Linked DNA regions of Homo sapiens: region 1 is linked to region 2. Evidence: chromatin loops called from intact Hi-C (ENCODE). Cell type or tissue: Calu3. All regions are shown on one strand. Each heading gives the region's core, and the rest is flanking DNA. Links, peaks and the distances in the headings are about the cores only.

Evidence for each region. Peaks named below come from ENCODE experiments on the same cell type or tissue, not always from the same donor. Only the 100,000 strongest peaks of a DNase experiment are listed, where the experiment ranks them.
Region 1: a loop joins it to region 2, with 9 times the contacts of the local background. A loop is called at or near these places in 1 of 110 quality-filtered maps.

Annotation. Positions count from the first base shown.
Region 1 is chr13:24,190,154-24,202,712 of GRCh38, reverse strand. The region is part of intron 1 of SPATA13 (spermatogenesis associated 13); the gene reads right to left. Among named protein-coding and RNA genes, the nearest start is that of MIR2276, 34 kb to the right of the region's middle. In Calu3, for the core only: no CTCF peak of the experiment used is centred there; no DNase peak of the experiment used is centred there.
Region 2 is chr13:24,014,854-24,027,412 of GRCh38, reverse strand. It overlaps a transcript of SPATA13 not described here. Among named protein-coding and RNA genes, the nearest start is that of C1QTNF9B, 120 kb to the right of the region's middle. RefSeq lists an enhancer at 10,148-11,049. In Calu3, for the core only: no CTCF peak of the experiment used is centred there; a DNase peak (open chromatin) is centred at 6,912.

The DNA.
Region 1 (12,559 bases), core at 4,786-9,785, 170 kb before region 2:
ACTATCTAATAAGACAGTTCTCACTCTCTTCCGTCTGTATTTTGCAAGATTCCCTCCTCCCGCTCCCTTCAGGCTTTTTAATTCCATTTTTATCCCAAATCTACAAATACAAAAAAAAAAAAAGTCACAGGAACATTCTAATATTGTACCTTAAAGTACAAGTGAAGCTAAAAAAAAAAAAAAAAAAAAAAAGGGAAAGAAAGAAAGCAAACAGGTCTCTGAGGCCAACACTGGCATCCAACCTGGAGAAAGCGCCCAAGCACACACTCGTTCCAGGAGAGGCTCAGGAACGGGCCGTTCCCTGCAGAATCAACTGTCCTTTACGACTGTGGGCACCACATTTACTGCTGCTGGGCCATCTACTCGGTGTGGCTGTTTAGCTCTGCAAACAAAAGAGGGTTCTGGGGCTCAGAGGCAGGAAGATCAAGCTCTTCCATAGCCCAGGATTCTTAACGTCCTTTTGCACTTAAATCCTAGGATAAAAAGTAAACTCACAACACACAACAAGGTAATATATCCTTACCTATTATCTTTTAAAAGGCAAGGATAAACTTAGATGTATCAACGAATATAGGAGTCAAATATGTCAGAGTCACTTTTTATTTATTTATTTATTTATTTATTTATTTATTTATTTATTTAGACAGAGTCTTGCTCTGTCCCCCAGGCTGGAGAAATGAGCTACTAAGCCAGAAAAAGACACAGAGGAAACTTAAATGCATACTGTGAATGTAAGAAGCCAAGCTGAGGAGGCTGCATACTACATGATTCCAACTACATGACATTCTGGAAAAGGCAAAACTATGGAGACTAAAAAGATCAGTGGTTGCCAAAGGCTGGGTGGGGAAAGAGAAGTGAACAGGTGAAGCACAGGGGATTTTAACATATGTACTATTTGTACAACATCATAATGGTAAATACATTGCATTATGTATTTGTACAAACCATAGAATGTACATCAAGAGTGAACTCTAGGCCAGGCATGGTGGCTCACACCTGTCATCTCAGCATTTTGGGAGGCCAAGGTGGGCGAACCATGAGCTCAAGAGATCAAGACCATTTTGGCCAACATGGTGAAACCCTGTCTCTACTAAAAACACAAAAATTAGCTGAGTGTGGTGGCACGCACCTGTAATCCCAGTTACTCAGGAGGCTGAGGCAGGAGAATCGCTTGAACCTGGGAGGCGGAGGTTGCAGTGAGTCAAGATTGCACCACTGCACTCCAGCCTGGTGACAGAGCAAGCCTCTGTCTCAAAAAAAAGAGTGAACTCTAATGTCAACCATGGACTTTAGTTAATAGTAAATCAATATTGACCCATCAATTGTAAGAAATATATCTCACTAATGCAAAATGATAATAATAAAAGAAACAGTGAACAGGGGAGAGGGGGTAGTTTTTCTATAAACCTAAAAGTGCTCTAAAAAATAGACTATTATCTTAAAAAAACAAACAGCTGATGATGAGTGGCACAGTCAGGCCAACAAGAGCTTTGTACACATGACAGGGGGTCACAGCTTGTCTAGGTAAATGCTTGGAAACCCGCCCCTTGTGCTAATAAGCATGATAACCTCACTAAGGCAAGGGAACAAATAACACCATTACAATGTCCAGATTCAAAAATACCTCCAATCAAAATCCAAACTCTGTGTGTGTGTGTGTGTGTGTGTGTGTGTGTGTGTGACTGACTAGCTGAATTTAAAATTCACATGAGCGTGCAAAGCCCTTAGAATAGCTGCAACATTCCTGTGAGGGGGAAAAAAAAGAACAAGGACGTAATCAGACACATTCTGTCAATATCAAGAGCCTCAATTTTAAAGCAAGATTATTTTGACTATTACGTGAAACTGTGTATTTTCATTGTGGGAGTGAGTGGGGTTTTTTGGTTTGTTTTATTTGTTTTAAACTTGATGTGATTGTGAGATTTTTATGACCCGGAGGTGACCAACAGTCATGAGGCTGCTTGATTTTTCATCTCGGGCACAAGAGAAACTAATCACACGTGTAATTTAAGGGGACCACCGAGAGCAAAAAACATAAAGTTGCTTTATATTCACATCTCGTATGTTATGCTATTCTACTAAACAGCTACATAAAGAAAAATATTGTTTAGGAATATTTTATGTGTTGAAAACCAATAAAGAAGAGTTAAGTGGTGATAATCCCCGAAGTCAGAATGATGTCACCTCTTGGGTGGGAGACTTGGGGCTGAGAACGAGGTGGGACATTCAAGGAAAATGGTAGCATTTCACGTTTCAGGTTGCGCAGTGCATACATGGTGTTTACTTGTCTTTGTCCTTACATGCTGTACTCTTTGTATGAATTAAGTATTTAATAAAACAGCTAAGATACACAATTGTTAGAAGGCTGGGTTAGAAAATACTGCTCTATGAAACATACAACAGGGCTAACCAGGTGTGCCAACCACTAAAGCATCAGATAGGCCCATGTTCAAATCCTTCTGCGCCACCCAGGAGTGCCACATCCCTGAACAAATTACCTAGCTACTCTGAGCTCGGTTCCCACATCTAAACAAAGGCAGAATAACAATAGTATTCATCAAACTGTAGTTGGGTTAAATTAAGAAAATGCCCGTTGAAGGGGTTTGTACAAGTCTGGCAAAGAGAATAATAGCTCTCATTTGTTGATCACTGACCAACCAAGAGCCATGGGAAGGGACCTTCCAGGCATCAACACATTTAACCATCTCAATGTCAGACTGTAATAAAGGAGATAGGATTGGAACCCAGATGGTCCGATTCCAGTGCTAAACTCTTAACTACCATGCTAGTCTATCTCTCTTATAAGACATATATTATTATTATAATAAGTATTCACAGCTAAGGTTTTAAAAAATTGGATTACAATTACTTACATATGGCTTAGTGGGAACACTTGACAAACAAAAGCAATTTATTTGAATAAGAACCCAAAGATGTGGTGACCTGGATGGCCAATGTGATCTGACACTGTTATGCGCCTATTGAAAATTCCAATACATTGCCGCAGGTCTAGGCAAACAACAGAAGTAGAGCTTAGATCACAAGACGCAAGTTTTTCCCATCCCTCTCCTAAACCTACACATTGGCCAATTAAAAGTAGTACGTTCAGTTCTAAGGAACACATCTTAAAAGAAACACAGACAAACCACAGATAAATTTACACAATAATCTGCCATCCATATTATTTCACAAATCAGCAGAAAGATTCTGAGACATTCAGCTTCAAAAACACAACTTTTAGGGAAGACATCATAGTGCTTTTCCTATGGAAGAAGGATCAGAAGTTTATTCAGATGCACACTTTCTGGTAGAATCAGTATGTAGAATGAGATTGTTTTTCATTCTGTGACAGATTCCCTAACAATCAAAGCTGTTTACAGAGAACAGGCCATCTAGCAAGATTCAGTCTTCCCAGCTTCCCACCTTCCGAAGAGCTCAGCGGCTGGCAAACATGGATTGCAGCTGGCGTGGGTGCTGGATTCCAAACCTCTGAGATTTCCTTCAACTTTAAGATTTTATGGTTCTGGCGGGCGCAGTGGCTCAGGCCTGTAATCCCAGAACTTTGGAAGGCCAAGACGGGCGGATCGCTTGAGCTCAGGAGTTCGAGACCAGCCTGAGCAACATGATAAAATCCTGTCTCTGTAAAAAATACAAAAATTAGCTGAGAGTGGTGGTGTGTGCCTGAAAAGAGAACAAAGAATGAACCACTGCACTCCAGACTGGGTGACAGAGTAAGACCCTGCCTTAAAAAAAAAAAAAAAGATTTTATAGTTCTAAGAATATGTAATATATATTCTAAAAATACAATCCTTTAATCAACAGCAGAAAAGGTCCTGCATCACCCCTGAGGAAGAGGTACCAGTCTGAAATGCCCTCTGCTTATTAGCTGACACCTGCTGCTGGTGGTACTCATCTAACTTTGCTGACCTGCAGAAACTTTACTAGTTTCCATGTCCTCGTGGCAGCACGTGGGATAGCCCTCACAGGACGACCCAGACTTGGCAGAAAGAACAAGGACAAAGAAAAAGAGACTACCAAACAAAACTCACCTCCTTGCTTGAACATACATAGAGTTTTAAATTCCAATCAACATTTATCTAGAAACTGATGTAAACTGCCACAAGAATGAAGATTAATAATCATACCTCTATAGTAATCCCAAGCCAAACTCAACAACGCCTCTGTGGGAGATTCCTATGGATTTTATTAACTGCGTCTGAAGGATTTAATGGCAAAGGGTTTTGGAGACCTCTAGACTCTTTTTCACCTTCCTAGAACATCCAGCAAAACACATGTGTACCTGAAATAGGCTTGCTGCTTTATTATAAAGAGACTTCCTATGATTCTGTTTGTACAGGAGTGGGCAGGAGGCTGGGAGGACCTGACATTTAGTCCAGTGAGTCTGGAAACAAAACAAGGTGGCTCGGTGCGGTGGCTCACGCCTGTAATCTCAGCACTTTGGGAGGCCAAGGGGGGCAGATCACAAGGTCAGGAGTTCAAGACCAGCCTGGCCAACACAGTGAAACCCCGTCTCTACTAAAAATATAGAAATTAGCTGGCATGGTGGCGGGCGCCTGTAATCCCAGCTACTCGGGAGGCTGAGGCAGGAGAATCGCTTGAATCCGGGAGGTGGAGGTTGCAGTAAGCAGAGATCATGCCACTGCACTCCAGCCTGGGCGACAGAACTAGACTCCATCTCAAACAAACAAACAAACAAACACGAGGTAACAGGGGAGGAAACATGGGAAAGTGAGGAGTTGGAAGAACAACAGTTCTGTTTTTGAGAAGCAAATGCATGTTTCTTGGGGGACTTCATCCTAGGAGAAAAATCAGCCTCCAGGAAACCCCATGCCCACTGAGAGAGCCAGGGAACACAATGGAAGTCTAAGGCATCCTAGTAATTTCTGGTGGTATTAATGGCCCCTCACTAATCCTTATACATATTTTTTAAAATTAGTCAGAACATGGAAATAAGGCCAAGGATGGCACATGTACTTTCAATATCACACCAAAGCCAGTCTAACTGATTTCATTCTCTAGGACGTACTTTATTTTGACCTGCTATTTACTACTAATTAGAGGTAAGTTATAGGTTAATCTTCAGATTTCTTTTTTTCTCATTAGAGATGCAAATTATTTCTATCTTTCAGAAAAGGTAACTATAAAGGTTACAGTTTTACTGCCCTATAGGACATTAACCAGTGTTGTCTAATTTAGCAAACATCTCAGCACGCCTTTCCTGACAGACTAAGTCAGTGGCAACATCCTGCTGGTTCCCTCATTGATGAGCTAAATAAATTTCTGACACATATTCATGATACATTTAAGAGATAGTTACGTTTTAACAATTTGAAAGTTGTACTTTGATACACTTATTCTGTAGTTAATCACTATTGCACTGTTTACTCTTTCCAGCTTTACAATTTCTTCCTACTGAGTCTCTGTTGTGTCAAAATTTTTATCTCAATATTATTTTATACTTGACTATTCCATCACATAAATATTATAGCTACTGTAGCAGTTATGGAGGACCTGGAGAGTAAATTAAAGATATATGTCTTCCTCTAAAGATGGGTCTTTTCTCAAGACTGAAACATAATAAAAACTGGAACAGTAAGATCATACCCATCTCAGGTGCCCTCTGGTTGTTATTTGGCCACCTGCTGTTGCTGGTAACTTTTATCACGAAGTTAAGATTTCTACAGAACTAAGTTCCTCTTTTCCAGTATATGTAATCACTACTCACCCCGTACTCAGCAGCTTGCTCATTTCACATTCATCTCTTTCTCCTCTTCAAACTGTTTTTTTTTCTAGCCAATCCAATATTCTAGAGTGTTAGAAATCATGCTTCTCCTTATCTCTTGAAATGTACTACTCTCCATTAATTGGCCATTTTCTTCAGGAAAGTAAATAATATTACTGAACACTAAGTGCCCGACATGTACTAGGCTGCTCATGTGTTTTGTTTTGTTTTGACATAGGGTCTCACTCTGTTGTCCAGGCTACAATGCAGTGGTGCAATAATCACAGCTCACTGCAGCCTCAACCTTTTGGGCTCCAGTGATCCTCCCACCTCATCCTCCCAAGTAGCTAGGACTACAGGCCCACGCCACCATGCCCAGGTAATTTTTTTGGTTTTTGTAGAGACAAGGGTCTCACTATATTTCCCAGGCTGGTCTCAAACTCCTGGGCTCAAGTGATCTTCCCACCAGGAATGAAAAGAAGAGTAAAAGTCAGTTCTACACAAATTGGAACATTTTCTAGTACACTGTGGAAAGGTACAGGTATTTTTATTGAATGTTATATAATTTAAGGCTTTATTACATACTAAAAATAGGTATTACCTATTATGTAACATTAAAAAACACTGTAAATTCATGTGAATCTTTTTAAAATTGAAGTGTGATACTTCCAGGTAATGTGTGAAGGGTTTATGCCAAGCCTCACTCTTAGGGAACACACCTTCCTTCCCACCATCATTATGAGGGCTTTACTTGAAAACTCCACAGGAGTACTGACTATGATACTCCTCATCAAATTTGGGTAACATATGAAGCTTCTAGAAAAATTTTTCCAGGCCCTTTAAGATATTTTGAAAACTCTGCAGTAAGTTAATTGCTGCCATGTTAGTTGAATTTCTTGGCACCAAAGAATTAAAATCAAATGCAAATTAAGGCACAAAAATCAAGTTACAGTTTTCCCCATACCATGGTCATCCAGATAATATGAAACATGCTTAAATTTTTAATTTTTTCATAAATAAAAACATAAATTATTATAGTACCTAAGAATACATCCCCAGTCCTACAGAGGTTGCTATTAATCCAAACATCACTTGAGCTAATTAAATCATCTTTCCCCCTTAAACCTTTCTAGTCAACTTGTTAACAGGTGTTAATATTTAGCTATATTAACCAATTTAAGTTCTCCCACATTCTCCTCACCTTCCTCTCTTCGGGAAAGCAAAATCAGATATTACAGTGAAATCAACAAATCAGTAACTTGGGGACAGAGAAAGGGAAACAAAATCCTAGAAAACCCCCTTGTAGATAATCAATGCCTAAATAATTAAGAGTCTTATATAATATTATACTGTCCTTTAGCAGTGTTGGCAAAGATGTGGAAAAATCAGAACACTCTTATATTGCTGGTGGGCTGTAAAATGGGGCAGCCACTTTGGAAATAATTTGGCAGTTCCTAAAAATATGAAACATAGAGTTATATGACCCATCAATTCCACTCCTGGGTATATACCCAAGAGAACTGAAAACAGGTGCCCACACAAAAACTTGTACATGAGTGTTCACAGCAGCATTATTCATAATGGTCAAAGGGGGAAACGAACCAAATACCCATCAACCGATGCACGGATAAACAAAATTTGATATCCACATAATTGAATATTATTCAGCTATAAAACAGAAGTACTGACACATGCTATGCTACAACATGAATGCACACTGAAAATATTATCTAAGTAAAAGAAGCCAGTCACAAAAGGCCACATATTGTATAATTCCATTGATAGGAAATGTCCAGAATAGGCAAATCCATAGAGACAGGAGGCAGGTCAGTGGTTGCCAGAGCCTGGAGCAGGAGGAAATGGGGAATGACTGCTAACAGGAATTGGGGTTTCTTTGCGGGGTGCTAAAAAGGTCCTGGAATCAGTGGCAACAGCTGTACAACTCTTCCTATATGTGCTAAAAGCCATTTAGTTGAATTAGAAATCATTGGTGAACTGGTATTTAAATTGTATCTTAATAAAGCTTAAAAAGTTGTATCGTCCACTTCCCATGAATTTAGTCATAATTCATCCTTACAAGATTCACTATTTTACTCCTGTCCCAATTAACAAACATTCTGCAACTATCCTTTGGATAAGAAAACCATTGTGAGCTGCTTAGACAGGTAGAGATTAAATCATTGATTAAATTCCGACAAGTGAGGTCAAGATTCCACATATCGTAAAGCACGTAGAATTTTTAATAGTGTACAAATGATTCAGCCATAGAATAAACAGTGTTAGAAGAAGAAATCCTAGTCCTTCCAGTGGAAAGCGGCAGACCAGTCGGTGAGTGGTGAATCAATGAGGACCTACCGGGCTCATTATGCAGCTATTAGCAGGATCACTGACTACCAAATCCTCAAACTGTTACGGATTCAGAAGTTGTAAAATAAGGATTGTTAAGTACTCAGAGCATGCATCCTACCTCTCCAGCTAGTTGGTTTCTCCTATTTCACAGAGCTGGATGGTTCGCTCTGTCAGTGATTCTCAACATTTCCAGTAATGTGCACCTCAGCCTGCAAAGAGCCTGGACATTTTCCTCTCCACTTCCTGTCCTACTCTTGCAAGTCCCAGGCAAAGGAGCAATCTCAGGATGATTGAACGGCGCTAACTTTTCTTTTCTTCTTTTGTAAGTCATATATTTGAAATGATGCAACAACATTCAGGACGATTTTAGCTGCACATTTAAATAACTATACGTATTGGCATCATCTTATATAATGTGTGATCTGGCCACTGCCTGTACCACTGCAGTCTTGCCTAGGTTCTACAAGGTGTCTCAATGTCTGCAGGGGAAGCTGCTAGAGTTCATAAAACCATAAAGCAGCAAAGATCAATGAGGTGCCCACCACAGACTCGGCTACTGAACCATGGATGCAAAGTTGGGAAGATGGGCTATGAACTTGAATGGTTGAGAAGGTAAGAAACCTCTACAAACTCTTTTCCAGTTTCTGCCTTTTTGTGTCTCTATAGTCCTCAAAGCTTCCACCCTTCTAAACTCATCACAATGTGTTAAAATCCCAATTACTGATCTTCTGGGCACCACCCAGCAACTCTCCACATCCATCTTCCTCATTGTGACCACTTCATCACCTGGCACAACGTCTGACATGTAGCAGGATTCAGCCAACAATTGCTCACTGAGGAATAGCTACGTTTCCACACTAACCCTACTTCTTCCTCCAGAAGAAGACCTGCTCCTCTGATATTTGCTAAAGCATAGCTAAGTGCCAAATCGAAGGGACTCTTTTCAGAGAATCCAGTGCCTCTGATGCCACTGATTCCTCTCCAGGCTTCCTCCCACCTGAGTGCCCCTTCTCCATCCTTCCTCCTGTTCCTGCCCCTTCCCAAGGTTCCAGACTCAACTGGTTTCTCCAGCAACTCCATGTGCCTGAGCGACCACCACATCACCCATTCTCGGCTCCAGGTGAAGCTATCCTGGCACCAACTGGGGAGCACCCCCCGCAGGCCTCACTCCTCACACTCAGATTCAACCACGCTGAGGCATCTGCTCACCAGGCCCCCAGTACAAACAACATGGCCACCGCCTGTGTCAACAATGCCTCCGTTCTCCCAGTTCCTCCAACACTGGCCTTTGTCATCTCTCTCCCCCACCCTCACCTACTTTCCCTTGTGCCCCCAGCTCACTGGAGTCATTCCCTCCTGTCCATTTCCCCTGCAACTCCCCTTCCTCAGAGCTCCGTCACTTCCCCCTCAGTGTACTCACTTGTCCACTTTTCTACTCTCCTATCCATCCAGCGCCCACATGCCAGACAAAGCTTCCTGAAGGTCCTCCCCAGTCAGTCACTGCCCTCCTCAACAATGCTCAGTGGCTCCTGTCCCTTCCTGGATTATGTGTCAAGCTCCTCAGCCTGGCCCCCCAGGGCTCTCAGCCCACACACCTTGACTTTCAACTTCTCTCAAAACCTTAAAGAGCACTTATAATGTGCCGGTTACAGTGCTTGGTGTTTTGAGAACAGCAGGGGGAGGAAAGAATCCTTTTCCTCCTGTCCATCTCTACCAGTGCTCCCAGGACCACCTGCTGGGCTCTGGAAGTGCCTCCTGTTGCCTAACCTAGTTTTAGGCAGTTCCACCCATGCAGAAGGCCTTTTTTTCCCATGTCACCCTCTCAAAATCCTTGAGATCTTCAAGATCTGTCTCCATGGCACCCCTTCCACAACAAATCTTCTCTCTGCTTCTCCAACAGCCTGACCCAATCACACCGTAGAAGCGGGTAAGCCTATCTGTGTGCTCTGGGGCCAGGGCAGGTGTGCAGACCTAGTGAGAGGAAGGTGCCTGAGTTTTCATTCAATACTCAAGTGCCTACCACATTAAATATGTACTAACAGACAGGACTTCAGGTCTTGACTCTCAAGATGTCTGGAGTGAGTGCAGATGAGGTGATAGGTGAGGCCATGGGAACTGCTGGAAACAGTATTCTGAGGAAGACGCTGTTTCAGCGGGTAGGAGGAGGAAGAGGAACTGGCACAGAGACTGAAGGGGCAGGAGGAGAACTAGAGTAGCAGGCATCACAGTCACCAAGCAGAGCTGCAAGGAGGAGGAGACGAACACCTCAAAACACAAGCAGAGAACTACAGGAAAAAGCCCCTGAATTGGAAATTAACAGGTCATTGTTTAACTTAGAATGTGCTTTTGAGATAGCCAAATGCTTAGGCAGATAAGGTGTGGGGGGAGGGGGGTCCCTGGTGAATCTCCTTGCCTGCCCAACAAGAGTTTACAACAGCTGCTTTTGTGCCCCCTATGAGGCAACCTGCCCAGGGCCTTGTCTGAGCATGGCCACAATGGACTGGGGGAACCAGGGTGGAGCCACAGATCGGGGTAGAAGCCTGACCTCTTCAGCTCCTGTGTGGTGGCCTGGGTGAGGTGGGGGCTTGTTAGCAGGACTCCATCTCACTTTGCCGTGTATTTTTCTTTTTTGTTCCCTTTTCGCCCTGTAATAATCCTGCACTGTTCACCCTTCAATGTGTACGCAGGCCTAAATTTTCCTGCTTGTGTGACAAGAACCCGGTTTTAGCTGAACTAAGGAGCAAAATTCTGCAACATTTTCATTACTCTGATGAGGTATGCAGGAGATGCAAGGGCTTTAGAAAGCAATGTAGCTGGTCGCAGTGGCTCACGCCTGTAATCCCAGCACTTTGGGAGACTGAGGCGGGCGGATCACAAGGTCAGGAGATCAAGACCATCCTGGCTAACACAGTGAAACCCTGTCTCTACTAAAAATACAAAAAAATTAGCAGGGTGTGGTGGCGGGCGCCTGTAGTCCCAGCTACTCGGGAGGCTGAGGCAGGAGAATGGCGTGAACCCAGGTGGCAGAGCTTGCAGTGAGCCAAGATCACGCCACTGCACTCCAGCCTGAGTGACAGAGCAAGACTCCATCTCAAAAAAAAAAAAAAAAAAAAAAAAAAGAAAGCAATGTATAGTGAGAAAGAGGAGATACAGCCATGCCTTGGGAGATATTGCAGGTTTGGTTCCAGACCACAGCAATAAAACAAATATCGAAATAAAGCAGGTCACACAAAGTTTTTGGTTTCCCAATGCATGTAAAAGTTATGTGTACATTATACTGTAGTCTACCATGTGTGTAATAGCATTATGTTTGAAAAAAATGTACATACATTAATTTTAAAATATGGCTGGGCAAGATGGCTCATGTCTATAATCCCAACATTTTGGGAGGCCGAGGCAGGAGGATTGTTTGAGGCCAGGTGATCGAGACCAGCCTAGGCAATATCGAGAGATGCTGTCTCTACAAACATAAAATAATAATTAATTAATTTAATTAATAAATTTAAAAAGACTTCATTGTTAAAAAATGTTAACAATCATCCAAGCATTCAGCAAGTCCTAATCTTTTTTCTGGTGGAGGGTCTTGCCTCAATGGTAGTGGCTGCTGACTGATCTGGGTGGTGGTTACTGAAGGCTGCAGTGGCAATTTCTTAAAATGAGAAGACAGTGAGGTTTGCTGCATTTGTTGACTCTTCCTTCATATAGGATTTCTCTACAGGATGCGATACTGTTTGATAGCATTTTACCCACAGCAGAACCTTCAAAACTGGAATCTTTCCTCTGAAATCCTGCTACTGCTTTATCAATTAAATTTATGTAATATTCTAAATCCTTTGTTGTCATTTCAACCGTGTTCACAGCATCTTCACCAGAGGTAGTTTCCGTCACAAGAAACCACTCTCTTTGCTCCTCCACAAGAAGCAACTCCTCATTCCATTTTTATCATGAGATTGCAGCACTTCCATCAAATCTTCAGCCTCCACTTCTAATTCCAGTTCTCTTGCTGTTTCCACCACATCTGCAGTTACATCCTCCACTGAAGTCTCGAACCCCTCAAAGTCATCCATGAGGGGTGGAATCCACTTCTTCCAAATTCCTGTTAAGGGTGGTATTTTTACCTCCTCCTGTTCTTTATGGCATCTAGAATGGTGAATCAGTTCCAGAAGGTTTTCACTTTACTTTGCCCAGATCCATCAGAGGAATCACCATCCATGGTAACTACAGCCTTATTATATATATAATATTATATATTATATATAATAATATATAATATTATATATTATATATAATAATATATAATATTATATATTATATATAATAATATATAATATTATATATTATATATAATAATATATATTATGTATATTATATATGATATGTTATATAATAATATATATTATATATGATATGTTATATAATAATATATATTATATATGATATGTTATATAATAATATATATTATATATA
Region 2 (12,559 bases), core at 4,115-9,114:
GCCTGTAATCCCAGCACTTTGGGAGGCCGAGGCGGGTGGATCATGAGGTCAGGAGTTCAAGACTAGCCTGATCAACATGGTGAAACGCCGTCTCTACTAAAAATACAAAAATTAGCTGGGTGTGGTGGCGCACGCCTGTAATCCCAGCTACCTGGGAGGCTGAGGCAGGAGAATTGCATGAACCTGGGAGGTGGAGGTTGCAGTGAGCTGAGATTGTGCCACTGCACTCCAGCCTGGACGACCGAGCTAGACTCCGTCTCAAAAAAAAAAAAAAAAAACGGCTAAACAAAAAATATCAGGAACAAAAAGGTAATATGACAGGGATATAAGAGAGAAAAGACTGAACTATACTATAATCAACTTTCTTACATATATACTATATATTTAAAAATACAAAATGTACACATTTCTAGAATAATAGAAAATTGACTTATAAAGAAACAGAGTACCCTCAAAAACTAAAGATAGTGAGTCAGTCATTTTAAATCTTCCTATAAAATAAACAGCAGTTGGCCAGGTGTGGTGGCTCACGCCTGTAATCCCAACACTTTGGGAGGCGGAGGCAAAGGTCACAAGGTCAGGATCACAAGGGCGGATCACGAGGTCAGGAGATCCAGACCATCCTGGCTAACACGGTGAAAACCCGTCTCCACTAAAAATACAAAAAATTAGCTGGACGTGGTGGCGGGCACCTGTAGTCCCAGCTACTTGGGAGGTTGAGGCAGAAGAATGGCGTGAACCCGGGAGGCGGAGCTTGCAGTGAGCTGAGATCACACCACTGCACTCCGGCCTGGGTGACAGAGCGAGACTCTGTCTCAAAAAATAAAAATAAAAAATAAACAAATAAATAAACAGCAGTTTGTATCCAATTCCTACATACAATTTTGTAAACAGTATCTACCAAACATAAAGGGCCAAATAATTCCATCTTACCCAAACTGAACCACGAACACTCCCCATCACTAAGGCTAGTAAATAATTAATACTGAAACCAGATCTGGAACACAAGAGAGGATCTCTACTTTGCTTCACACCTCCCTCCCCAGTGCACCCCCAAAATAAATAATAATTCATCTGCTCTTCATGTGAAGAACACAAAACTCCAAAATCAGCAGAAAACAGAGGAGGGTAGCTATGTGACTTTTAAATAGGAAAGGATTTCTTAACTCACAAGAAGCATTAATCATAAAAGGAAAAAGACGGAATACATTAAGAACTTCTGTTCATCATGATACCATAAAACGACATGAAAAATCATACTTTGAGGGGAATATATTTGCAACCAATGTAACCAACAAAGTAGTAGCCAAGATATATGAACTAGCAACCCAGTAAAAAGAAAAGGTATTTAGAAGGCCGAGGCAGGTGGATCACGAGGTCCAGAGTTCGAGACCAGCCAGACCAACATGGTGAAACCCCATCTCTATTAAAAATACAAAAATTAGCCAGGCGTGGTGCTATATGCCTGTAATCCCAGCTACTCAGGAGGCTGATGCAGGAGAATCCTTTGAACCTGGGAGGCGGAGGTTGTAGTGAGATCGCGCCATTGCACTCCAGCCCAGGCGATAGAGTGAGACTCCGTCTCAAAAAAAAAAAAAAGAAAGAAAGAAAGAAAGAAAAGGTAAAAGATGTGATTAGATATTTCATAGAAAAAAATGTGAATGGCTAACAGCTCTATGAAAAGATGCTCAAATTCTTTGAAAGTCACAAAAAGGAAAATTTAAACCGTAATAAAATCCATTTTATATTCACCAAATTGGCAGAAATTTGAAAACCAGGAATACCAGATTTTAGTAAGGATTTAGAGCAAAGGGAAGTTGTATATGCCACTGTTTTACATATAAATTGGAACAACTACTTTGGAGAAGCGTTTGGATTATTTTTTAAAGCTGAACATATAATTACACTATGACCCAGCAAATCCTAAATATATGTCCTAAGGAAATTTGCACATGGTTACTGGGAGACACATAGAATGTTCATTGGAAAGTATTTTTGTAATAGTTACAACTGGAAATTAATGTCCATCCATAGAAGAATGTACATACACATGTATTATTATTATATATATTTTTTGGTATATAAGTACACAGAAATACTTCAGAGCAGTGAAAATGAATAAAATCTAATTTAAGTATCAGCATGGTTAACTTAAAAAAGCATTTAGAAGGAGAATGCATACAAATTTGATTCATTTTAATAAAAATTTTAGGAAATAAACAAAAATAGGAAAATATTCCTTAAGGACATAAACATGGTAAAATAATAAAGAAGGAAAGAGAATTAAACATAATATTTGCAACAGTGGCTACCTCTAGAAAGAAGACAGGACTGTGCAACCATGGATTTAATAAGCAGGGAACTTTAGATTTTTATAATAGTCTGTTTCTTAAGATGTATGGGGGGTCTGGATATTCACTTTATTATTATGCTTCATCTGTGTTTATATATATATTTATATATATATTTATATATATATGAATTTGAATGTTTTTAAAATTAAAAAACAATTTTTAGAGAAATGGGGGTTCTCGCTATGTTACCCAGGGCTGGAATCTAACTTCTGAGCTCAAGCGATCCTCCCATCTGAGCCTGCCAAGTAACTGGGGCCACAGGCATGTGCCACTGCACCCGGCAGGCAAATATAGCTGAATTTCAATTTTTATTTATTTTTCTAGAGAGGGAGTTTTACTATATATATAACATATATATAATATATAACATTTTTATGTCATCAAATATTAACAAAATGTTTAAGAAAAACTTCCTGTGTGACATCTAGTAAGCACTGGATGCATCATAGCGGGATCAGCAGCAGCGTGCCAGCTGCTCTGTAGAACCGTGCTGTGTGGCCACCAGCAGGGCCCTGGTGGCATGGGACTCAGAGGGAGAGGGTTTCTAACACTCCAGATAGCACTCTCCTTTCTTCTTGCATGTGGTTGGTCTTGTCACTAGACAACCCAAGAGAATGAGGGGTGTTTCTTCTTCTTTAGTCAGCAGCCTGGTTCATCATTCCTTCATTCCATCTATCCATCCATCCATCCATCCATCCATCCGTCCATCCATTCATCCATCCATCCAATAAATAGTTAAGCACCCACCATGGTCTGGGAATCTCTATACTTCATCTTTCATTCAAAGTCCTATAGTCTGAAGAATCTTAGAGCGCATACAACCATGGATCAGGAAACTGTGGATGTGGATGGGGCCAGTTCACAGTGTGACTGGTCACCTCCCTTAGCCATCCTTCTACCAATGTCTGTGTAGAAATGGATTGCTCTGAATGAAACCCAACTCTGACACACTGACCTCCGCAGCACATGACTCAGAGCCTCTTCAGCACAGTGGCAATTCTGATCCCCTCAAATCTGTATTGAAGCTGACAACTTATTCACCACCGTCATGGACTATTGCAGTACAGGTGACCAGGATTTTGCTGTGAACTGACTATGATATTAGCGTCCACATGCATTTGTTTCCTGCTGCTGCTGAACAAATCCCCACCCATGCTGTGGCCTGAAACATTGCAGATCACCGTCTCACACTGCTGCAGGGTGGAAGTTCAACAGGGGTCTCGCAGGTTAAAACCAAGGTGCTGGCAGAACTGATTCTCTTCTGGAGGCTTCTCAGGGAGTATCAATTTCCCAGCTTTGAGAGGCGCCCACATTCCTTGGCTCATGGCCTCCACCTTCAAAGCCAGCAATGTCAGATCGGGTTCTCACACTGCATCTCTCTGGCCTCCTGTCCAGCCTCCCTCTTCCACTTTTAAGGACCCTTGTTATTACACTGGGCTTTCTAGATAATCTAGGATCATCTCCTTATTTTAGGATCAGCTGATTAGCAACCTTAAGTCCATCTGCAACCTAATTCTTCTTTACCATTGAAAGTAACACATTCACAAATGCCAGGGAATAGGACATGGACATCTTCCAGGGACTATTATTCTGCTTGCCACACTATGAAACAACCTGCATTATTCCCTACTTTTCTATTGAAATTAGAAGATAAAAAGCAAAGTATCCAAATCAGTTATATCTTCACTCCAGAGAAATGAATTTACTGAGCTATGCCTTAATGTCTACAGCTTTCACAGAAGATTCATGTGTATTTGCATACACACCATGGAATACTATACAGCCATAAAAAAGGATGAGTTCATGTCCTTTGCAGGGACATGGATGAAGTTGGAAATCATGATTCTGAGCAACCTATCACAAAGACAGAAAACCAAACACCGAATGTTCTCACTGATAGGTGGGAATTGAACAATGAGACACAGGCTGGGGAACATAACACACAGGGGCCTGTCATGGGGTGGGAGGTGAGGGGAGGGATAGCATTGGGAGAAATACCTAATGTAAATGACGGGTTGAAGGATGCAGCGGGCCAGCATGGTACATGTATACCTATGTAACGAGCTTGCACGCTGTGCACATGTACCCTAGAACTTAAAGTATAATAATAATAAAAAAAAAGAAGATTCAAGTGTATTTGAACAACCTCTATATAGTTTTTTTAGAAAATGGTAACTAAAGTTTTTGTCCAGCTCATGATTCAATGTTTCTTTTTCTACAAGAGCCTGCCTTGTACATTTTGCTTGAGTCTAATTCCAGGAAAACTTATGTTCCTGCAGAAGTAGTCATCAGTGAAAACAACATGGCCCACAATGGTGACCCCAAATCCTCCCACATGCTGCCAGAAAACATAAGAGCTAAATTCATTCCACTTCCTGTAGATGGTTTCTTCTTGTTTTAGCCCCAAAAAATTCTTATTTTAGTTTTCAAAAATTGTGGTGGAAAACATATAACTTAAAATTCACCATCTTAACCATTTTCAAGTGTGCAGCTCAGTAAAGTACATTTTCACACTATTTTGTAAGAGATCAGAAGGTTTTTGTCTTGCAAAACTGAAACTCTGTACTCATTAAACATTACTTTAAAATTTTAAAGTTACCTCTAGTATGCTAAGAAGTACTCATTTCTATCTTAAAAAGAAAATGGCTTTAAATTATTTTGAAAGTTTTACAAGTGCTTTATCAGTTTCAGAATACTGCAATTAAGAAACATTAAGATTTTTCGCCAGGCGCAGTGGCTCACGCCTATAATCCCAGCACTTTGGGAGGCTAAGGCTGGGTGGATCACCTGAGGTCAGGAGTTCGAGACCAGCCTGGCCAACATGGTGAAACCCCATCTCTACACAAAAATTAGCCAGGCATGGTGGCAGGTGCCTGTAGTCCCAGCTACTCGGGAGGCTGAGACAGGAGAATTGCTTGAATCTGGGAGGTGGAAGCTGCAGTGAGATGAGATTGCACTCCAGCCTTCAAGAGATAGAGCAAGACTCCATTTGAAAAAAAAAAAAAAAGAAAGAAAAGAGAAAAGAAACATTAAGATTTTCCAACAACTGGCCGGGCGCAGTGGCTCACGCCTGTAATCCCAGCACTTTGGGAGGCCGAGGCAGGCAGATTACGAGGTCAGGAGATCGAGACCATCCTGCCTAATACGGTGAAACCCCATCTCTACTAAAAATATAAAAAATTAGTCAGGCGTGGTGGCGGGCGCCTGTAGTCCCAGCTACTCGGGAGGCTGAGGCAGGAGAATGGTGTGAACCCGGGAGGTGGAGCTTGCAGTGAGCCAAGATCATGCCGCTGCACTCCAGCCTGGGCGACAGAGTGAGACTCCATCTCAAAAAAAAAAAAAGATTTTCCAACAACCTTCACAGAGTATGACTTCAATTAACATCTGGTGAATAATGCCCAATGCACGGCGTATACAGTCACAGATTAAGAGATCATTTGGTCAAATTTTGACGTTCAAAACAATTAGAGACAAGTCAGTCCTTGGGCATTTATGTTTGAGTACAATGCAGCCCAACCTAGCTTTTCAGCCTGATACTGGTTTTTAATTTTTATATTTTTTGTTAAGAGACAAGGTCTCGTTCTGTCACCCAGACTGGAGTAGAGTGGTACAATCATAGCTCACTGTAGCCTCAAACTCCTGGGCTCAAGTGATCCTCCTGACTCAGCTTCCAAAGTAGCTGGGACTACAGGTGCAACTCACTGTCTGCCCTATGCCTGATATTCTCTTAATCATCTTTATGCAAGCTATGCTTTGAGCAAACAGGCATCTTCAGGATTCTCCAAACTTTCTTTCCTTATGCTGTGCTCCGCACTTGGAATACTCCCCATTCTCTGTCAACTCCCAGAAATGCTCCAGCCCTTCTTAGAGGCCAGCTCCTCTCTCCTGCCTCTCCTAATACCTTCCTTTCTGTGGAAACTCAATATACCTTCCTTATATATTGTGTTCTACTTTATAATGCAGGTGTGCACACACAGACATGCACATGTTTATGAGCCACTCCAATTATTTATTTATTGAGATGGAGTCTCAATCTGTCACACAGGCTGGAGTGCAGTGTCTCGATCTAGGCCCTGTGCAACCACCGCCTCCTGGGTTCAAGCAATTATCTGCCTCAGCCTCCTGAGTAGCTGGGATTATAGGCACCCACCACCATGCCCAGCTAATTTTTGTATTTTTAGTAGAGACCGGTTTTCACCATCTCGGCCAGGCTGGTCTTGAACTCGTGACCTTGTGATCCACCCACCTCAGCCTTCCAAAGTGCTGGAATTATAGGCATGAGTCATCTCGCCCGGCCCAAATTATTTATTTTTATGCCCACTTTTAGCATAAAGTGCCTTGTAAATAACATGTACTAAAAAGTATTCATTGAATTTAACTGAAATGTCTCTTAATTAACTGCATAACTTCTGCTTTAATAGAAATGAAAATCATACTACTGCTTATTACAATGTAAGTTAAATTTTATAGATGGATTATCTGAATAGTTTAGCCTGATGGACTGTTAAAGGTTAAATACAATTCGTTTAAGGTTCAACAGCTCCCTCTCACGGCCTCTGAGGGAAACTGGGTTTGTGGGCCAAGAATGGTTTCCAACTCAAATGGATTGTGAATCTGCTTTTAAAATACTAATATATTCTACTTAAGCATTAATGAAAAATTTGATTAAGGTTAAAAAACAAAAAAGTTTTCATAAAGTCACATGTACACAGCACTATATTTTTGCCTTTTTCATAACTTAGAACAATGTCAACTGCATATTGGTTAGAAGTTCAAGCACTCTAACTATAAAATGAAATGCTTAAGTTTGAAATGGAACAGTTTAAAACAAGGAACTAAGTAAAATACCAAAACATTAAAACACACAGATCTCAAAAAAATCCAAATTCCTCAAGTCATCATCCCAAATGTTGGTGTGTTTCATGCCAACAGGGAGAAGCTGTATGCAGCTGGTTAAGTCTGGCTGTCGGTGAGGCTTGGTGCTCTGAGGTGGACTTCCTAAGATAGAAGCTGGAGTCCGCACCTCACACAATGAGTGCAATAAAGATAGAGCTTAAAGGTAAGCTTCAATAAACGTAGATGTCTGAATTCTGACATGGGGGCAAAGAGGTGTGGCTGGCCTGAAAACCACAGAAAGACTCCAGGGCGAGAGAGATGAGACTCCTAACCCTACCAGTCTTCACTGGCATGTTGAAATCTATGCCTGTGAACGCTAATGTGACCTCACTGATAATAGAAGCTTTTCCTAAACACCAAATGATTCTCTACCCTTGGACTCCCATTGCTCTACAGAGCCCTAAGCTGCCTAGGATTCCAACGAGTATTTCAAAATGTCATTTTTTTTTTAGCAGTCCTATTTTATTTTTTAAATAAAATCTGACCTCAGAGAAGCATTATCATTAATGATATTTATTCTAATTATAAAGTACACACAAGAGGAAGAAAGAGAATGCACTAGTAATATTCTGCTCAAGAAAAGTTTCCTAGCTATTTAGCATGTGATATTAAAAATGCTTTAAAATACACATAAATATTTGGCTAGGTAATGGATCTGTAAGTTCACAAACAAAACATAATTACAAAAGTATGCAGAAATTTTAACTAGCTCCACTGCTATCAAACCATACAGTATAAAACTATATACTGTTTTTCTTTTATAAATAAGAATCATGGCCGGGTGTGGTGGCTCACGCCTGTAATCCCAGCACTTTGGGAGGCCGAGGCGGGCGGATCACGAGGTCAGGAGATCGAGACCATCCCGGCTAAAACGGTGAAACCCCGTCTCTACTAAAAATACAAAAAATTAGCTGGGCGTAGTGGCGGGCGCCTGTAGTCCCAGCTACTTGGGAGGCTGAGGCAGGAGAATGGCGTGAACCCGGGAGGCGGAGCTTACAGTGAGCCGAGATCCCGCCACTGCACTCCAGCCTGGGCGACAGAGCGAGACTCCGTCTCAAAAAAAAAAAAATAATAATAATAATAATAAGAATCATATAACTTAGGAGCCCCTTCTTTAGACACGTTCACTTTCCCTGAATATCAACCAAATTCTAATATGTCTGTTGAGATCCACTCAATCAGATATGCCTCAGTATTCTTCTGCATCTTAAATATTTGAAATGTCCTAAAACAGACAAATTAAGTTTTTCATACTTTGTCATAATTATTTCTCGAGTGTACACCAAATGCTTTTGAAGTAACACACAAAGATATGTGACTGATAATCCACTCGTATGATACACAAAACGTTGGAACCTAAATGCTGTAATGTAATTCTTCTCACAAACAAATGTGAATAGTTAAAAATTTCAAAAAAAATGCATCAGTTAAGTAAAACACAGGACAAATAGCAAATGAAAAGTCAATGTTAGGTGAGGCCTATGGTGCAGATCAATAAGTAACCCTCTGCTAAAACATCAAACAAGCAGCGCTCACCTCGCCAATTAGCTGTGCCTCTGTGTCATCATTGGCTATTAATGCGTAGACCTCTCAGGTTTTCTGAGACCTAAACATAATCTCAAATTAAATTATCTAAATTTTGTATTGTCTAGCTCGTTAAAGATTTTCAGAAGCTGCGTTCCACTTTAATTGGAGAAAAAGGAATTTAAAAAGATATTTCATTTATTACCTAAAAGACCTTCCTCAGATTCTTTACTTGTTAGTCTTTAGTTGGGTCCAACAGGTAAATCACAGTTACAAATAATGCTAAGATGGAAAAAACGATCTTTTGCAACATTTCTATTTGTCCATCAAAAAAGACATTTTGACCTTACAACTATGAAGTGGTTTGTAATACAGTTTAATCTACAACAGGACTTAAGTATGTCATATTTATGAACACGTGCACATTTCTATTAAAATGTGTTCAACTCTAAGGTTATATTCATCCAGTAACAAACATACAAAACCCAAAACACTCCCAGGTTTTTATCACAGTAAAGTATCTTAAAATGTAAGACTCGTGATTGGTTTTCCACGGGTGTAAGGTGATTCATTTGTATTTGCTTTCAAAACAAAATCATTCCCAAGTTTGCCTATAAATGGATTGGCCACACTAGCAGAACATTTAGTAGCAATAGTGCATATTAATGAAATCCATGTAGGGTCTAAAATTTTGCTAAGAGGAGGCCTCACTTCACAAAGGAAGAAGTCATCTCAAATACCTTGACAGATGATATGTTTTGAAAGTCAAGAAAAGTGTGAAACTATCAAATTTGTGGTGATTTTAACAGTATGTTACAGAGGTAACATATGGATTACGGAGTTAACATACAGATTATACAATCTGCAAATGGAGGTAGGATTTAAAGGAGAAAGAAGGAGGAAGGAGAGGGAAGAACGGACTCGAGGCCCTTCTTACCGAGTTTCTGCACCAGCTACTCTTGAAGACAAGCTCTGGAAAGGAAAAAAATGAGTTGTTTTAGTGCACAGATGTGTGAAAACAGGTTAGCTGAGGTTAAATCGGAATGCCAGACAGGGTCTATCTGATCTAAAAAATATATGTAAACAAAAATGTATATATACATATGTGTGTATATCTTACATATACATATATACACATACAAACACAGACACACATACATCTCTCACATGGCCTTAAGAGCAGAATTTTAGAGCATGGAGAAAAGCTCTGCCCAAGAGATTTAGATTTAGATCACACTGTGCGTTTTCAAGCTCTAAGCCCTGGGTTTCCAATCCTCTGAATTCAGGTCAAGCACGTGGGCTTACGTAGGTTCTGGTTCGGGTCCACCACTCACTTGCTGCACGCCCAGGCAAATTATTCTATTTCTCGGATGAGGATAAGAGAATTGTGAGCATTAACTGAGTTATCGTCTCAGAGCAGTGCCTGGCACGTGTGAGCATGTGTAAATGCATGCTGTTATTTTGGCGATTTGTTCTCTATTCGTAACTCAGGAGTGCTCACTCATCTACTGATGTTACCTCAACTCTCTGCCCTGGCCCAGGGCTGGGCCCCATGGGAAGGATGTCTGCCCCCTGACCCTGTCACCTCCTCCCACACTTCGGGCGCTCCTCACTACCTCCTGCCTTCCTGAGGCTGCCGAGTCTGTGTCAGGCCCCACTTGGTGTTCATCACACCCTCCATGGGCTCCACCATCCACTGTCATTCAGTAACTAAAACTGTATTCATTGAAGGCTGGGCATGAGCCTGGGCGGGGGCAGCGCCATCCTGCACCAGCCCTGGATTCTCTGCACCCTGGGATTTGTCAGGCTCATGTTATCGTGCAGCAGCCAGGCCTTGGGGTGCAGAGCCACCACCCTAGTGCTGAACTGGGGCACAATGCACGTCCCAGAGTGCCTTCCAGGGGCTTTTCTCTGCACAAGGACAATGAAACTTCTGGAAGAGAACACTGGGGACACGCAGCTCAGGAAACTGAGAGCCAGGAAGGAGAGGGAGCGGGGAGGTACCCCCACAGCCCTGCAGGCCATGCCCGGGCCCTGGACACTGAGCCTGCTTAGGAAGAGTCAGTGGAGGTCAAGGTGAACCCAGCGGCCCTGCTTGGCTGTGGGCAAAGAAGGGCACCTTTGAGCCTAGCATTGTGGTTGTGGCCTGCATCATAGCTGCCCAGGCACCAAAGGACGCTCCCAATTCTTCCAGCAAGAATTTGAGAAACGTGAGAAGTCAATTAAAGAAAACTGATGTGACATCCAGGGTGATGTCAGAAATGGGAAGATGTCACATCTGGATCCAAATGGAAATGGTAGCTACTGGGAAACAGCTCTCCCAGCCTCAGGAAGAGCCGCAGCTGCTTCCTGGAGGGCCCAGGGCCACGTCCTGGAGGATGGAGCACTCCAGGGGTGGGCAGGGATGGACCCCACTGGCCTCCACCCCTCACAGGAGGAGCCAGGAGTGGGGTTGAAGGACAAGCCACAAACACAATTCCGGGCAGGTCTCAGGGGTGTCTGAGAAAGACATACGCAGAGTCCCGAGTCCTGCCAGGGACTTGGAACGGGGCTCTGCCATTTTCCTTGTGGAGCTCAGAACCATGCCACGTGTCACTGTGGCTCACACTATTGCAGCCAACACATACACACCGCGTACCCTCCAAGTCACTGTGGAGCCAAGGAGCCGCGACATCCGAGGGCAGAAGGACGAAGGACAGAAGCGTGTCTTTGATGCTCAAATCCCACTGCCTGAGGAAATGCCTCTGTGTTTTAAATTATTTCTAAGAACCAACAACTTCATTTTGCTGATTTAGGTGGGGTCATGAGGGGACTATGACGTGTCACCAGCCGAGGCTCACCTTGGCATGGTTTGGCTGGAAAGACCCCAGAAACGGTGGACCTAGGAATTGGGGGGGGGCCTGCCAGGGGTCGCCCCAAAGGGGAAGGATCAGGAAGGCCGGGGGTGTCCTGGCTGGTCTGACCTTCTAGGGGATGGCAGGGAAAAACCTTCTGGGATGAACCATGAGCAGAAAAGAAGCCCCATGAGTGGGCAATGGTGAGAGTGAAGCAGAGGGGCCAGGTGGCCCCTGGCTCAGGGTCAGGCCTGACTCAGCTCACAACAGGGTCATATTCAGGTTTTTTATTAAATTACTGCTAACAGAGAGGGGATGCCACAGGAGAAACAAGCTTGGAAGCAGGGCTGTCCCCGAAATTAGTTTTTCCTCACATGTACTTTGAAGAAAGGATTTTCTTAAAATGTACAGTCCAGCTAGTTCCTCTCAGCAAAAGGTAAATTGCTAAGGCTTTTACTTAGGTTCTCTATTTGGGAAAAAAATTAAATAATGTCATGTGTCTATTTTGCAGTAAACTCTGGCTTTCAGCGATGTTTTTGCTTATAAGACTTTTTGTATCTATTCATCTCTCGTTAAGAGTCACAGAGGTCATTGTTTACTATAAAAATCCAGTGGCCAGGCACGGTGGCTCACATCTGTAATCCCAGCACTTTGGGAGGCCAAGGCAGGCAGATCATGAGGTCAGGAAATCAAGACCATCCTGCCTAACACGGTGAAACCCTGTTATCTACTAAAAACACAAAAAAATTAGCCAGGCGTGGTGGCGGGTACCTGTAGTCCCAGCTACTTGGGAGGCTGAGGCAGGAGAATGGCATCAACCCAGGAAGTGGAGCTTGCAGTGAGCCCAGATAGCGCCACTGCACTCCAGCCTGGGCGACACAGCGAGACTCTGTCTCAAAAAAAAAAAAAAAAAAAAAAAAAAAAATCCAGAAAGTGCCAAAAAGGGAACCT